Regions from separate parts of the Homo sapiens genome. Here region 2 is linked to region 1. The links are chromatin loops, found by intact Hi-C in ENCODE. Cell type or tissue: Caco-2. All regions are shown on one strand.

What was found. Peaks named below come from ENCODE experiments on the same cell type or tissue, not always from the same donor. Only the 100,000 strongest peaks of a DNase experiment are listed, where the experiment ranks them.
Region 2: it touches region 1 in a loop (5-fold over the local background); 1 of 110 quality-filtered maps calls a loop at or near these places.

Annotation. Positions count from the first base shown.
Region 1 is chr1:225,414,282-225,422,281 of GRCh38, reverse strand. LBR (lamin B receptor) reads left to right here. Exons shown (of 14, transcript NM_002296.4): 3 at 5-205; 4 at 2,484-2,567; 5 at 2,830-3,019; 6 at 4,102-4,298; 7 at 6,950-7,004. Among named protein-coding and RNA genes, the nearest start is that of LBR, 9.8 kb to the left of the region's middle. RefSeq lists an enhancer at 7,662-7,831. In Caco-2, no CTCF peak of the experiment used is centred here; DNase peaks (open chromatin) are centred at 3,075 and 3,421.
Region 2 is chr1:225,225,567-225,233,566 of GRCh38, reverse strand. DNAH14 (dynein axonemal heavy chain 14) reads right to left here. Exons shown (of 86, transcript NM_001367479.1): 42 at 2,416-2,494. Among named protein-coding and RNA genes, the nearest start is that of LBR, 200 kb to the left of the region's middle. In Caco-2, no CTCF peak of the experiment used is centred here; DNase peaks (open chromatin) are centred at 4,496 and 6,206.

The DNA of each region.
Region 1 (8,000 bases):
CTAGCCTTTAACTTCCTTTAGGCAAAGGAAAGGTGGCTCAACTTCCAGTTCCCCTTCCAGACGCCGAGGGAGTCGATCAAGGTCACGCTCCCGATCCCCTGGTCGACCACCTAAAAGTGCCCGCCGATCTGCTTCTGCTTCCCACCAGGCCGACATTAAGGAAGCAAGGAGGGAAGTGGAAGTTAAATTGACTCCGCTGATTCTGGTACTTGTGTTTATCCTTATACAGCCTTTTGTCTTCCGCTTTATGTATATATTTACTCAAGTTACTTGCAGTTAATAATATTAAAATGTCACTGAAACATCAAATCTAAGTTGATGACTTTGGGAGTTTTCATATAAAACAAATGTTTGGAATAGAAAGTTTTAAATATCAATGGAAAAGAATGTCCTTCAGTTACCAGAAATGCTATTTAATATTTTAGTTTTTAAAAAAGCAGCGTTCAAATTTGAAATAGATGTAGCTTGTAGATTGAACTGCGTAAGGTTTTTACAGTGTATAAAAGTTCATATCATGTATGAAATGGTAAGACAAACCTGTATTACGGAAACATTCTTACTCTTAGCATCATTATACTTTATCACTTTACCTATTCAAAGATGATTTTAGTGGAATTACTTTCAAGATGTAAGCTTTGAAATATCAGGGTGCATGGAGCCTGTAGATCTTGTACAAATAGTATTTTAGATAGTAGACCAAAGACAAAGTATGTTAAGTAAAAAGAATAAAAGTAATCTTCTATTCACTTAATGTTAACCTCTTTTCTGGATAGAAGGCACACAGACTTTGAGACAGAGTCTTGCTCTGTCACCCAGGCTGGAGCGCAGTGGCGCAATCTCAGCTCACTGCAAGCTCCGCCTCCTGGGTTCACGCCATTCTCCTGCCTCAGCCTACCGAGTAGCTGGGACTACAGGCGCCCACCACCATGCCTGGCTGATTTTTTGTATTTTTAGTAGAGACAGGGTTTCACCGTGTTAGCCAGGATGGTCTCGATTTCCTGACCTCGTGATCCACCCGCCTCGGCCTCCCAAAGTGCTGGGATTACAGGCGTGAGCCACTGCGCCCGGCAACAGACTTTTAATAAACTTTAAAAACTGGATTATATACATACTGCTCAGTAGTCAGCTTTAAGACATTTTAAAATATTGGGATAACCTTTCAGAGTGTATTTTTCTACATCATTTTTGTTGTTGTATTCTATAGTATGGATATATGGTAAATTGTATACATGTAACTTAATCGTTAAAGTCAGCTCTGTCAATGATAGACATTTAGTGTTTTTCCTTCCATATTTTCACTATTACAAACAAGTATTTTTATGTAACATCTGATTATTTCCTTAGGATGGATTCTTACAAGTGGAACTGCTAGGTCAGCTGTATGGTGCAGATTTGAGGCTTTTAATACATATTGCCAGATTGCATCAAGAAAGTTTATAGTAGTATCAGTGTATGAATGCTCAGTTTCTCATTCTGAGTATTATAATTTTTTTTTTTTTTTTTGGAGAATGTGGCTGTCAGACATTTTCAACTTACTGTTCTAACTTATATTTTGAATTAGAACATTTTAACTATTAGTGGCTCTCTTTACCACCCCGGGACTCCAGGAACAGATGCTGTGTGATACTTTGTTATCCTTTCATTTTTAATATTTAGTGACTGCTATATTTTTACAGTGTAATCTTACAGTCCTGGTGTCACAAGAACCACAGAAGCTTTGCCTCTTACCTGGTAGTGCCTTGGGCCTACTGTGTGTTGCATAAGTACCCACTATTTCTTAGTTTTCCATTATGGGCTATTTTGGAGCAGTGAATGTCTTTTTGAATGTCTTTTGTTTTTTATCCAGTTAATGAACTAATTTACCAATTTTTACTTTCTCTGCCTTTCATAGTAAATACCCCTAAAATCTATCAATGAAATTATGACATTCAGTCTGATTACGTGAAAGATCAAAGTTGTTTTTTTTTTTTTTGAGGCGGAGTTTCATTCTTGTTGCCCAGGCTGGAGTGCAATGGCGCGGTCTTGGCTCAATGCAACCTCCGTCTCCGGGTTCAAGAGATTTTCCTGCCTCAGCTTCCGAAGTAGCTGGAATTACAGGTGCCCGCTACCGTGCGTGGCTAATTTTTTTGTATTTTTAGTAGAGACAGGGTTTCACCATGTTGGCCAGGCTGGTCTTGAACTCCTGACCTCAGGTGATCCACCCGCCTTGGCCTCCCAAAGTGCTGGGATTACAGGTGTGAGCCACCGTGCCTGGCCAGATGAAAGATTTTATGTAGAAATCTATCCAATATTTCAGAGACTGGGAAATTCTAGTCAGTTTTATTCCTTTTCATTTTTAACAAAATGAGGGTTAAATTCGTCAGAATTAAGGCTGTGAAAAATCTGTTTTATTGCTTGATTCCAAAACAGTAAGTTTTTACCATCATGTTTCTTTTTAATAAGTTACAGTTCTTTTGATTAAATGTTTATATTCTTCAATTTAGAAGCCATTTGGAAATAGCATCAGCAGATATAATGGGGAGCCTGAGCATATTGAGAGAAATGACGCACCTCATAAAAATACACAGGTGGGAAAGTGTTCCCTTTCATCTTGGTTGTTTTTTTTTTTCTTTTTTTTGGTTAAAAGTGACTCTCCCTTGAGAAGCACATTGAAAATTGTAATATTTTATAACCTGTTCTAAAATTCTGTCCTTAAATTAAGACTGAATATAATTTCACAAATTTATTCTTACTAGTGTATAGCTGTATTGAGATGCTGAAATAGTTAATGCAGTAGCATTAATGGTAATTGTTCACTGCAGATATTTAATTTTTAAATTTTTCATTTAGGAAAAATTCAGTTTGTCACAAGAAAGCAGTTACATAGCAACACAGTATAGCCTTCGTCCAAGAAGAGAAGAAGTCAAATTAAAAGAAATAGATTCTAAGGAAGAAAAATACGTTGCAAAAGAACTGGCAGTGAGAACCTTTGAAGTGACCCCCATCCGGGCAAAGGACTTGGAGTTTGGAGGAGTACCTGGTAGGCCTCAGAGCTGGGCCCAGAGAGGGCAGGTGGGGTGAGCTAGGGGTGGTTGCCACAAGGTGAACTGGAAAGGCCTCTCTGAAGACATCTGAGGCAGGCAAGGTAATGAGCCTGGTGGGAACCTGTGGAAGAGCCTTCCAGAGAAGGAACAGTGGGTGCAAAGGCTTGAGGTGGGAGCATTTTGAGGGATTATGGAGTAGAAAGGATGCCATTGTAGCTGTGTTTAAAACTTTTAGCAGTCTGTTCAGAGGTTTTGAGCACAGAAGTACAAAGAAGTGATAAAGGAAGGTTGATCTGGGAGTTTGTATAGCATAGATGGTTACTTATCAGGGACAGAGAGCTCTGCTAATAGTCAGACCTGAGGCGGCAGGGGCCAGCAGTGGGCCTCAGCTGCCTGCATAAAATGGGATCCCGGAGGCTGCCCTACCTGCTAGGCGGGTTGATTGTGAGGGTCAAAGATCTGAAGTGTGCAGAGTTTTGGAGTTACTAAGTGGGTGGAACTGATGAAATTTTATGAGCTAGTAAAAGAAAAGACTTCTTGTCTAAATGGCTCAAAATCCTGCATGGCTTAATTGCTTTGTATTTTGTTATAACCTTTGGCTAGCTGGCCTGTTACAGATGCTGTCCAGCATCACTTAAAATCTGCACACATTACATGAACGTGACACTATTTTAATTGTTAGAAACTGAGGAATATAAAGTTTTTTGTTAAGATTAGGCTGATAATTTTTAGATGTTCTGATCTTCAGTTTGCTGGAGTTTCAACACATTCGCTCCTTAGTGGTTGGAGGTCAAATGTTTTAGAGCTTGGTTTCTGAGGTGGGTGTAGCTATTCAATGTTGGACCTCTTTCTTTTTTTTTTTATTTTTATTTATTTATTTTTTTTACTACTTTGATGCCCATGGTTGCCAGGCCACCAGAGGTGACAGGTAGAGATGGGAGTTTTTGATGGTACATTAGAAATTGGTTTCAGACAGTTAGCCAGATAACGAGTTCTGATCTTAACAAATCTAACATGATTCTTAAATAAATAAACCAGATTGAAATTTGAGCCTCGAATGTTCATGAATTGTTTGCAGGTGTGTTTCTCATCATGTTTGGCCTGCCTGTGTTCCTCTTCCTGTTGCTGTTGATGTGTAAACAGAAAGATCCCAGTCTTCTGAATTTCCCTCCTCCTTTGCCAGCTTTGTATGAGTTATGGGAAACCAGAGTATTTGGGGTCTACCTCCTGTGGTTTTTGATTCAAGTCCTGTTCTACCTACTGCCAATTGGAAAGGTACGTTTATGGTAATTCTGTTTTGTTTTAATAAGATGAGGTCTCACTATATTGTCCAGGCGGGTCTCCAATTTCTGGGATCAAGTGATCCTCTTGCCGCAGCCTCCTGAGTCGCTGGGACCACAGGCCTGTGCCATGCTGCCCAGCCTTAGAGTAGTTTAAAGGTTAAAGGCTGTTGTTGGTCATAATTCCCAAAACTTAGTTCATGAAGCCATTTCTCTTGTGCTGTCTGTATAACACTTGCTTATTAGGAGGAACTTAAAAAAAAATCTGATTGAGATTTCTTGTGTAACTTTTCAAACCAAATAGAAAAGAATAGGCTATTTTGCAAAGTAGCCGACTCTCAGTGGAGGTTGCTATGGAAAAAAAATTCACTCTTAGTATGTGTCATTTCAGATGCAGCATTTTAAATGATTAATTGATAGGCTACTGGGCTCGATGGACTTTAGTCTACATCTTTTACTTTAAAAAAGTATGAAAAGTTTCTAATTTTCATCTCTTTCAGAAGCTTGTTGTCAAGAACATTTTACGTTGTTTTCAGATTCCTGCAATATCTTTAAAATTTGTCTCTCCATTGCTAAGTGTAGTTTTTTCTTCTTTCAGTAGAATCCTTTACTTGGATATATTTAAAGAAACATGAGATTCCCTAAGTAATAAATAATTTATTTAAAGATCTTATTCTTAGGGCTTTGCAAGTTTGCCAACTGTCTGTAAACCAAAGGATCGGTTTTACTGGTGAATGCCAGTGATAGGAGGGTAGAGCTGCAGGCTTAATACTGTGGAGTGAGACCATAACTTTAGTGGCTCTAGCAAGGATTTTTGTGATAAAGACCTTCAGTCATTTCTACAGTAAGCCTCTACAGTTAAATTCAGATTCATTTAGGGTAAGGTGATTTCAGAGTATCAAGGAAAGCAGTTTTGGTGTTTAAAGTCATATATGTATATACTCATAGACTAAAGTGACTAAAAGCATATATATTAAAATATATATTAATATTATGCAGTCATCCCTTGATATCCTTGGGGAGTGGTTCCAGGACCTCCTGTACATACCAAAATCTGAGGATGCTGAAGGCCCTGATAAGAAATAGTATAGTATTTGCATATAACCTGTGTGCATCTTCCTTGTATACTTTGTTGCCTTTAGGTTGCTTATAATACCTAATACAACGTAAGTGCCATGTAAATAGTTATCATACTGTATTAGGGAATAAGGACAAGAAAAAGAAGTCTGTACATATTCAGCTCAGATGCAATTTTTTCCGAAATATTTTGGATCTGGTTGGTTGAATCCATGGATGTGGATCCCGTCGATACGGAGGGCTGACTGTATATTTGGATCTATATATTCACAGATTAAAGCCTAACACAGCATTTACTAGACTCCTTTAATAGATAAGGATCATCTGAAATTAGCATGTGGCATTTTACTAATCCTGTGATCTCAAACAGCTTTTACGTTTCTCTTGGGAGAGGAGGAATGCTAGCTAATGAAATCTGTAGCTAATGATAAGATAAAGTAGTTTAGCCCAGAGCAAATGATACTATATTTATATTTTACAGTTTGAAATGAATTGCTACATTTCTGAATAGTTATTTTGTGGGGTAAAACGTGGCTGCATTGAGCAAGTGGACTTTTTACTGAGCCAGTTCTATTGGGTACCATGCCTGTGGGTATCTCTGTGCTGAATGCTGTGAGTGATGCCGAATGAAGAGAGGAGATGGTTCTGATGCATGATGCGTGCTCACAGTCTCTCTCTCTCTCTCTCTTTTTTTTTTTTTTTCTTGAGACAGGGTCTTGCTCTGTTGCCCAGGCTGGAGTGCAGTGGTGCAATCTGCAACCTCCTCCTGGGCTGAAGTCATCTTCCCACTTCAGCCTCCCGAGTAGCTGGGACCACAGGCGCGTGCCACCAGGCTTGGCTAGTTTTTGTATTTTGTATTTTTGTAGAGAGGGGATTTCACCATGTTGCCCAGGCTGGTCTCCAACTCCTGGACTCAAGTGATCCTCCCACCTTGACCTCTCAAAGTGCTGGGATTACAGGCATGAGTCACCACACCTGGTTTCTCACAGTCTCTTATTGCAGATAAAAGAATCACATGAAATGGTTAAATAACTGGATGGGCAATATATATATAATATATAGCAGAGCAAGTAAGCATATGAGTATGCGTCATCAAATAGCACTTGGGTCATAGTAGAGTGGATAAACAGGGTAGAGCCCAATTGAAAAGGACCCCACAAATGGAAGACAATGGAATCATACTGTTACTTTGTAAGAGTATGGTAGCCATTGGTAGATGTTTGAGCTAGGGATCCACTAGATATAAAGGTATTTAAGCACATTTAGTCTTGAGGTGGTGGTACACAGGAGTGTGGCAGGGAGCGTGGCTGTTGCAGTTGCTTGGTCCTACACTAGGAAGTCATTACTGAATTTGTATTTAAGATAAATTCCTGAAGGTGGAATTGCGTCATTAAAGGGCTTGCCACTAGGGTTTTTGAAACATATTACTAAATTTCCATGTTACAAGATATCTTCCTTCTTGGGCGTGTTGAAAATTAAGTGATACTAGAATATATATATGTGTGTGTGTATATATGTATATATGATGGTGATGTGCTTAGTAAATTTGTAAATTTTTTTTCTTTTAAGGTTGTAGAAGGAACGCCTCTTATTGATGGAAGAAGACTCAAGTATAGATTAAATGGTGATTTTCTTTTTTTAAGACTCAAATTGATGATTTGATAGCTTAAACTTCTAAGTGTTAAACTCTTTGTTAAAGCTGATTAGACCAGAGTAGTAAGTGATAAATTATTTCTTAGTAGTTGGAAGAGCAACTGTTTATACCTGTAGCCAACTTGTATAAATTATGCCATTAAAGTAACATAGCCTCTTAGTCACTCTTGTCCACTCTCCAGTTTTATTTTCTTAATAGTGCTCATCACTGTTAGAAATCATTGCACTTGTCTAGGATTTTATCACCTGAGGTGTTACACGGATGTGGGCATCCAGGCCACTCCTGCTGCGTGAGCTGCTCTTGTCCTTGCTCATGTCCTCTGGGTTGTCCCTTGAATATTCGTCACACACACTTCCTGGGCCTTTGCCTGGAGAACTTACCCCCAAACGTCTGACACCTGCATCTTCACCTCCATCTGTCTTCTGCTGAGAGAAGCCTTCAGGTCCCTTTCTCTCCCCTGCTCTGTTTTGTTTTTCTGTCTGACATTTGTGCCTCCACACATCAGTGTATTTGTCTCTTCATTAGGGTCTCTCCACTAGAATGTGGCTTCATGGGCTAGGACTTGGCTATGTTCATTGTGACACTCTTGGTGCTAGGAAGATGGGCATGTAGTGGGTGCTCATTCATATGTGAGTGCTGGATGGATGAGTTGTGAGCTTGCTGGGCAGCTCAATAAATGGATAGACCTTGCTCCCTGTGGGTCCGGCATCTCGCACTGTAAGAGCATGTGCTGAGTGCTTCAGTCCAGCTTTGTCATTTGAAGACTTTGGCAAAGTACAGATCTATTTTGTAGTCATCCTTGAATGATTTTCCATTTGACAAGACGGAGTAGAGTGTTTTCCTTTTCTTGAGAATTACATTATGTATTGTAATGGTTGAACTTTTTATCCTTTCAATTCTTCATTTTTTAACTTTGGATACTTTGTTTAGAGACTTACGCAGCATCTACTCTGTCTGCAGTCACTC
Region 2 (8,000 bases), 190 kb after region 1:
CAACATCACTGATCATTAGAGACATGCAAATCAAAACCACAACGAGCTACCATCACATGCCAGTCAGAATGGTGATTATTAAAAAGTCAAAAAACAACAGATGCTGTCAAGGTTGCAAAGAAAAAGGAATGCTTTTACACTGTTGGTGGGAGTGTAAATTAGTTCAACCATTGTGGAAGACTGTGTAGTGATTCCTCAAAGACCTAGAGGCAGAAATACCATTTGACCCAGCAATCCCATTACTGGGTATATACCCAGAAGAATATAAATCATTCTATTATAAAGGTACACGCACACATATGTTCACTGCAGCACAATTCACAATAGCAAAGATATGGAATCAACCTAAATGCCCATCAATGATAGACTGGATAGAGAAAATGTGGTACATATACACCATGGAATACTATGCAGCCATAAAAAGGAATGAGATCATGTCCTTTGCAGGGACATGGTTGGAGCTGGAAGCCCTTATCCTCAGCAAACTAATGCAGGAACAGAAAACCAAACACTACATGTTCTCACTTATAAGTTGGAGCTGAAGGATGAGAACACATGGACACATGGGCAGGGGAACAACACACACTGGGGACTGTTGGGGTGGTGGTCAGGGGAGGAAGGGCATCAGGAAAAATAGCTAATGAATGCTGGGCTTAATACCTAGGTGATGGCATGATCTGTGCAGCAAACCACCATGGCACACATTTACCTATGTAACAAACCTGCACATCCTGTGCATGTACCCCTGAACTTAAAATAAGAATCAAGCACTGCATGAAGAATAATAGTAGGGATAACTAGTTTAGATGTGGGAGTCAGGGAAGGTATCTTTGAAGAAGTAACCATTTAATTGAGACCAAAGAATCGGTGATATTTGGCAAAATACAGGAGAAAGAACATCTTGGGCAGAAGGAATACGTGTGCCAAGACCATAAGGTCAAAGGATCATGGCTTGTTTGAGAAACTGAAGAAAAAGCAAGTGTCACTGAAGCACAATCAGAGCAAGAGATTAGGAGATGAATCTGGAAAGGTAGGCAGGACATTTTTAGGCTGTACCAAGATTTTTTTTCTTCCACTTTGAGAGTAATGGGAAGTCTTAAATCACTACAAAAGAGAAAATAAATATTTTAAATTATGTTTTAAAAAGATTGACTATTGCATATAAGTACCAAGAGACATGTACAAGCACATTAATCATATTACTATTGTTAATAACAAAATTGAAAATCTAAATGTTTACCAATCGATAAATAACCTGTGATACACGTGTGTGTGTGTGTGTGTGTATATATATATATCACAGTTTATATATATAATGACAATGGACTAGTAGGTAGCAGTGAAAAGAAATAAGAATAGCTATATGCACAATGAACTAAACATGTAATGTTGAACAAAAGATGCAAGTGGCAGAAGATCATACAGGATGATTTCATTTATTTAAAGTTAAAAACACACAAAGCTAAAAAATATTATTTTGAAACATATTAATAAGTACAAAATCCAGAATAGTAGTTATCTCAGATGATAGGATACCCTGAGATCTAGGAGAGAATACAGAGGACTTCAAAAATAAAATAATATGCTTTTTCTATGGCTGACTGGTATATATATGAGTGATTATGGTATTGTTATTTATATCTTATACATATTTTATAAATGCTCTTTTTGGCTATTCACTATTTAATAAAAATTTAATTTCTTGTTGTTACATTGAGAATGAGCAGGAAAAAATTGGGGAAACCAATTAGGAAGCTATTACAAACAGTATAGGCAAGAAATGATGGAGGTTTGGGTTAGAATGCCATAATCAAGACGTAGATAAGTGAGTGGATTTTAAGGCAGAACTGACAGGCAGAGTAGAAACCACAAGTGAATGTTTTATCATTCGAAAGCAAATGTGACATGAATGTTTTAAGGACTCATAATAAGATGCCCAACAGTGACTCTTCTATCCTACAAAATGGCTGAATAGATGTACAACTAATAATTTACATTGCTCTTACTATGTGCTAGGCTCTATTCTGGATACCTAACATATCACATTATTATTCCAGTTTTATAAATGAAAAAAATTAAAGCTTAAAAACATTTAGCAACTAACTGAACATCTCACAGTTCATAAATGGCAGATTCATGCAATAAATTCATTTCAATTTTATTCCTTTCTCAAGTATGTATAGAGGCTGGACAAATGTATTCCTATAATGCATATTACTTCAAAATGCAGCATAAATCTGGTGATCTTATATTAGCTATACAAAGAACTCTAAGTTGGAATAAAATAAATTTAAGTGGATTCTGATACTATGAAAATACAAAAGTATTGATTTATTGAGAAGTAATCCTGTGCATATTTGAGGGTCTGGCACCTAATGGTTATTAAAACATGTTTTCTGAAGGAATGTAACTGACCTCTTTTCTATATCCTTGAATGTGACAGACTCTCTTTGGGAATTTGCCTCCTTAGATGACGTGTCATTCAAATCATCACCTTAAAAAGGAAAGAGTATTTTTCCATAATTAACAACAGACCTAAAATTTATCTGGTAAACTAATGAGGTTTAACCTTTAACATTGTTTAGTTAGTGAATTATCATAGAATATCTTTATTTAACATACAGTATCTGAGAATTAACTTATCAAAACAAAGTGGGAATTAGAGGAGCAGAGAATGTTCTTACATTGTCAGAACTGATTTTTATTTATTTGAAGCATAAAGCTGCATACATTCATTCTTTATTCTATTCTATCCTTTTTAAAATAAGACTGATTGTTCCAAAATGTAAACTTTGAAACATTCAAGTGACTACGACCAAATATGGTACTCATTACAAGCTAAACAATAAATCGGCCCTCATAAAGTGGGGCAATAAAAAAAGAAGCTGCATGCTTTCAAGTAACAAATTTATTAAAACAAACATTCAGCTGGGGCATGTTAGGCAGATTGTAGTCATCCCCCTCTCACTCCCATTACCCACCTTTTTTGTCCAACTAATTCATTCCACAGAGAAACACAAAGAGTAATTATTCATTCTTCCTTGTAGCTTATTTTTATATTTGTTTTCTTAATATTAAAAAAATGCTTCTTTTAGTGTACAGAAGAAAACAGTCACCCATAATTCCACCACCTAAATATAACAACTAGTAATATGTTGATGCATTTCTTTGTGGGTTTTTATATAAAGATATAGATTATATAAAAACATAATATTTTAAAATTTGAACCTAAATAGAAAACTAAAAACAGAGTTGAGTGCTGATTCTGCTTTTTAGGCCTGTCTCTTTGTTATTAATAATCTTTTGAAAAATGATTTTGTTGCATCATAATTTATTAAGCCATTCATCCATTGTTGGGATTCAAATAATTGTTGTTTTATGATTATAAGTAATTCTGCTATGAATGCACCTCCTTGTGCATAAATCTTTCTATGCTTCTCTGATTATTTATTTATAATAAATTCCTAGAATAAAGGATAGTAGACCAGAGTATATGGATATTTTTAGCATATAATGTCAAATAGCTCACCAAGATAAGTTCAATCAATTTTTTATCACCCACTTCAGCATCCCTTATTCTGCAGATCCTTTAAGTGTTCTTCCCCTTCTGCTACTACCAAAGATGAAAAAATATATACATTTTTATTTTTTATTATACTTTAAGTTCTGGGATACATGTGCAGAATGTGCAGGTTTGTTACATAGGTATACATGTACCATGGTGGTGTGCTGCATCCATCAACCCATCATTGACATTAGGTATTTCTCCTAGTGCTATCCCTCCCCTTGACCCCCACCCCTGACAGGCCCCAGTGTATGATGTTCCCCCCTTGTGCCCATATGTTCTCATTGTTCAACTCCAGCTTATGAGTGAGAACATGTGGTGTCTGGTTTTCTGTTCCTGTGTTAGTTTGCTGAGAATGATGGTTTCCAGCTTAATCCATGTCCCTGCAAAGGACATGAACTCATTCTTTTTTATGGCTGCATAGTATTCCATGGTGTATATGTGCCATATTTTCTTTATCCAGTCCACCATTGATGGGCATTTGGGTTGGTTCCAAGTCTTTGCTATTGTGACTAGTGCTACAATAAACATACATATGCATGTTTCTTTATAGTAGAATGATTTATAATCCTTTGGGTATATACCCAGTAATGGGATTGTTGAGTCAAATGGTATTTCTGGTTCTAGATCCTTGAGGAGTCACCACACTGTCTTCCAGAATGGTTGAACTAATTTACACTCCCACCAACAGTGTAAAAGCATTCCTATTTCTCCACATCCTCTCCAGCATTGCTGAGTCTGTCCCAAAGACTCTGGTTGAGCGACGGATGAAAGAAGTATGTGGACACGGGTATTTTGCCTGACTGCACAGCTAGGGAACCACATGGCTCAGCACTGCAGATGAGAGTCCAGCAGCCAAGAGAGTGCAGCCCTGATAAGCCGGCTACACTCATATTTATTTAGTACAGATTTAATGACAAAGGCTTGGAGCAAACACAATTTGTGATAATAAACATTGTCAACCCCGCTGAGTAGAGAGCAGTCCTGCACACGAAAGATCAAAGGCCGGTTTTAGGACAACATGAGTAAACAAGCTATTTAGATAAACTCCTCTACATTCCTTTGTATCTACGCCCTTTGCCCCTGGGTAAGAACAGCTGCCTTCAGCTCATTCTTCCCTGAAGCTTTGCAAAACCCCCGGCCTTCCAAGAAGGTTTGCATCTTTTCCTATAATTTCTCCCACAATCCTGACCAATCTCCTACATCTCCCCCTTTTCTGTTTTTTGCATCAGGTTTTGTTGATTGAAGAGTACAGACGCATGCAGCAACAGGTTTGTCAGGCGCAGTGGTTATAACTCGTATTCCAGCTTTGCATCCTAGAATTAGTAAATAACATAAGACAAAAATGAGTATAATCAGTATCATTCTTTTCCAATCAAGAAGTGACCCCCCCCAGGAGTGGGGGGTCTATCCAGGAGAGATGTCCTTGCACATCATTCCATGTGGCTGTTTGTTGGGCATGTAGATCTACGGCGATTAGGGATTCTAGAATTTTAGTTTAAGTTGCCTTACGTCTGCTGTTAAATTATCAGTTTCCCCAGAGGTGTTGTTTCACCTCATCCCAACTACATATTGATTGATTCCAAGATAGAGAGGTGACACAGATATGCTTATGCTCCCAGTCACAGTTTAGTTGCTGTCAGAATGCCAGTGCATCTTGTTGCTCCCCTACATATTCCAAGGCAGCTTCAAGGGCTTGCAGGCATGCAAGAATCTTTTGATCTATACCCTGCTGTAAGAGAATTCATTAGACACATTTTTGGCCAAGTTATCTATAAAGGTAGCTATTTGTACTGATTCAGTAATACAGGCCACAGCAACAATAGCAGTTGCCAAGATGACTATGGCTGAGATTTTAAAGGCTATAAGTGTGCCCATGAATCTTTTGGGTCTCACCTAGGACAGGGCACATTCTAAGATGGCAAGGGCAGAGGAACCTTGCCAATCATGTGTCAAATTGACTGGTAGGAATGCCTCAGATTTTCTCCTTAATACCATGACACTAGTAATATTTTAACTAGATATACTGTAATTAGTGATACATGAGGTGAACCAAGCCTGTCCCTGCACTCAGGTCACAAACTTGGAGTTTTGGGGTGTAATGGAAATATTAGCTCCCATAAGGAAAACATATGGATGGGTAGTGCAAATCAGGCACTGATCTGTGTGATTATGAATAACGTTCGTAATATAATTGTTACTGGAATTACGATATGTCCCATGCCAGGTGTTAAGGGAGGTGCTAAGATGTCCTAGGCACCATAAAGTGTCTTGGGGTGGCATGGACTTTACTTGGGGTCTGGGATATCTCCTCTCCCCATTGGCCCAAATCACAGGGGAATGGGATGTGACTATGAAACTGATTGATGCCACAATGGATGTGGACATCAGTATGGTAACCCTGCAAATGTGTGGGGGAAAGAAAGAGAGATCAGACTGTTACTGTGTCTATGTAGAAAAAGACAGGCATAAGAAACTTCATTTTGATCTGTACTAAGAAAAATTTTTCTGCCTTGAGATGCTGTTAATCTGTAAACCTAGCCCCAACCCTGTGCTCGCAGAAACATGTGTTGTATTGACTCAAGGTTTAATGGATTTAGGGCTGTGCAGGATGTGCTTTGTTAAAATTGTGTTTGCAGGCAGTATGCTTGGTAAAAGTCATCGCCATTCTCCATTCTCAAGTACCCAGGGACACAATGCACTGCGGAAGGCCACAGGGACCTCTGCCCAAGAAAGCCTGGGTATTGTCCAAGGTTTCCCCCTACTGAGACAGCCTGAGATATGGCCTCATGGGAAGGGAAAGACCTGATCATCCCCCAGCCTGACACCCGTAAAGGGTCTGTGCTGAGGAGGATTAGTGAAAGAGGAAGGCCTCTTTGCAGTTGAGATAAGAGGAAGGCATCTGTCTCCTGCTCATCCCTGGGAATGAAATGTCTCGGTGTAAAACCCAATTGTACATTCTATTTACTGAGATAGGAGAAAACCACCTTATGACTGGAGGTGAGACATGCTGGCAGAAATACTGCTCTTTACTGCATTGAGATGTTTGTGTAAAGTCAAACATAAATCTGGCCTACATGCACATCAAGTCACAGCACCTTTCCTTAAACTTATTTATGACAAAGAGTCCTTTGCTCACATGTTTTCCTGCTAACCCTCTCCCCACCATGACCCTATAGTTCTGCCACATCCCCCTTGCCAGAATAGTAGAGATAATGATCAATAAATACTGAGGGAACTCAGAGACCAGTGCCAGTGCAGGTCCTCACTTGCTGAGCGCCGGTCCCCTGGGCCCACTTTTCTTCCTCTATACTTTGTCTCTGTCTTATTTCTTTTCTCAGTCTCTCATCTCCACCTTGCAAGAAATACCCACAGGTGTGGAGGGGCAGGCCCCCTTCAAAATGGCCATGGTGGCTCCAGTCTAAGATGTTATAATTGCCTAACTGGAGGCTACGGGCTTGTCCTCCGTGACAGACCTCCCAACTAAAGTGGAATCCATTACTTTTCCGGCTTTGTTCTTTAGCACAGGGAGGAATGTTTGGGAAGGTGGCATTGGTAGTGTTGCCTGGTTTGAGGCTACCTGCAACCAAGAATGTTAAGGCATTTCCTTTGCCATGATGTAGCCATAATTGTGTTTGGGCGGGCACACAATAAAGGTTAGAACTTTTATAACTTACACACAGCGGGAGGATAGTGGAGCGATATATAGTGTTACCTGGCACCTTAGTCCAATGTGTGCCATTAATGAGAGACCCCACTGGGGGTAAGTCAATCCCTCCTAGCCAAGCAGTTATGTTATTAGAGGCTGGGAAGGAGGTGTCTGCCCAAGTAACAGAGGGGAAGAAAGGCAGATCTAAGAGATAAGCCCATAGAGTAACAGTTGCGGGTTGCAGGCAGAGTGAGAGAATAAGAAGGTTTATTACCCTATGAGAGTTGCAATGTACAACAGAAAGTATATCAAGGAACAAATTATCTGGAGTGAATGGTGTCTGTGTCCAGAGCAGGATTCACTCAGCCTCCTGAGCTGTCTTCAGCATCCCACAGGTAATGTCTGGGGATTGTGTTGTCTGAGGAAGCTGCATCGTCTGGGACTGCGGGTCCTGTAGGGACATTTCCTTCATTTCTGGTACTGGGTTGGGTCCTAGCATGCCATGGATGGTTTTATGCATTGTGCTGGAATCCAAAGAGGACCTGAGGGGGTGTGAACACAGCATATCCTCTTCCCCATGTTAGCAACTCATTTGGACCACACCATACATTAATATTTACATCTTTCCATAAAACCACAAGTTTTATGTTTTGAGGGGCTTTAGTAAAATGCTTTTTTATGGTTGATTGAAATTTATCATCTAAATTTTAAAAATTAAGGGTAAACAAGACTTGTGCTAGTAGTGTTGAAGGGTTTTTACTCATATTCCCCTCCTTTTTTTTCTGA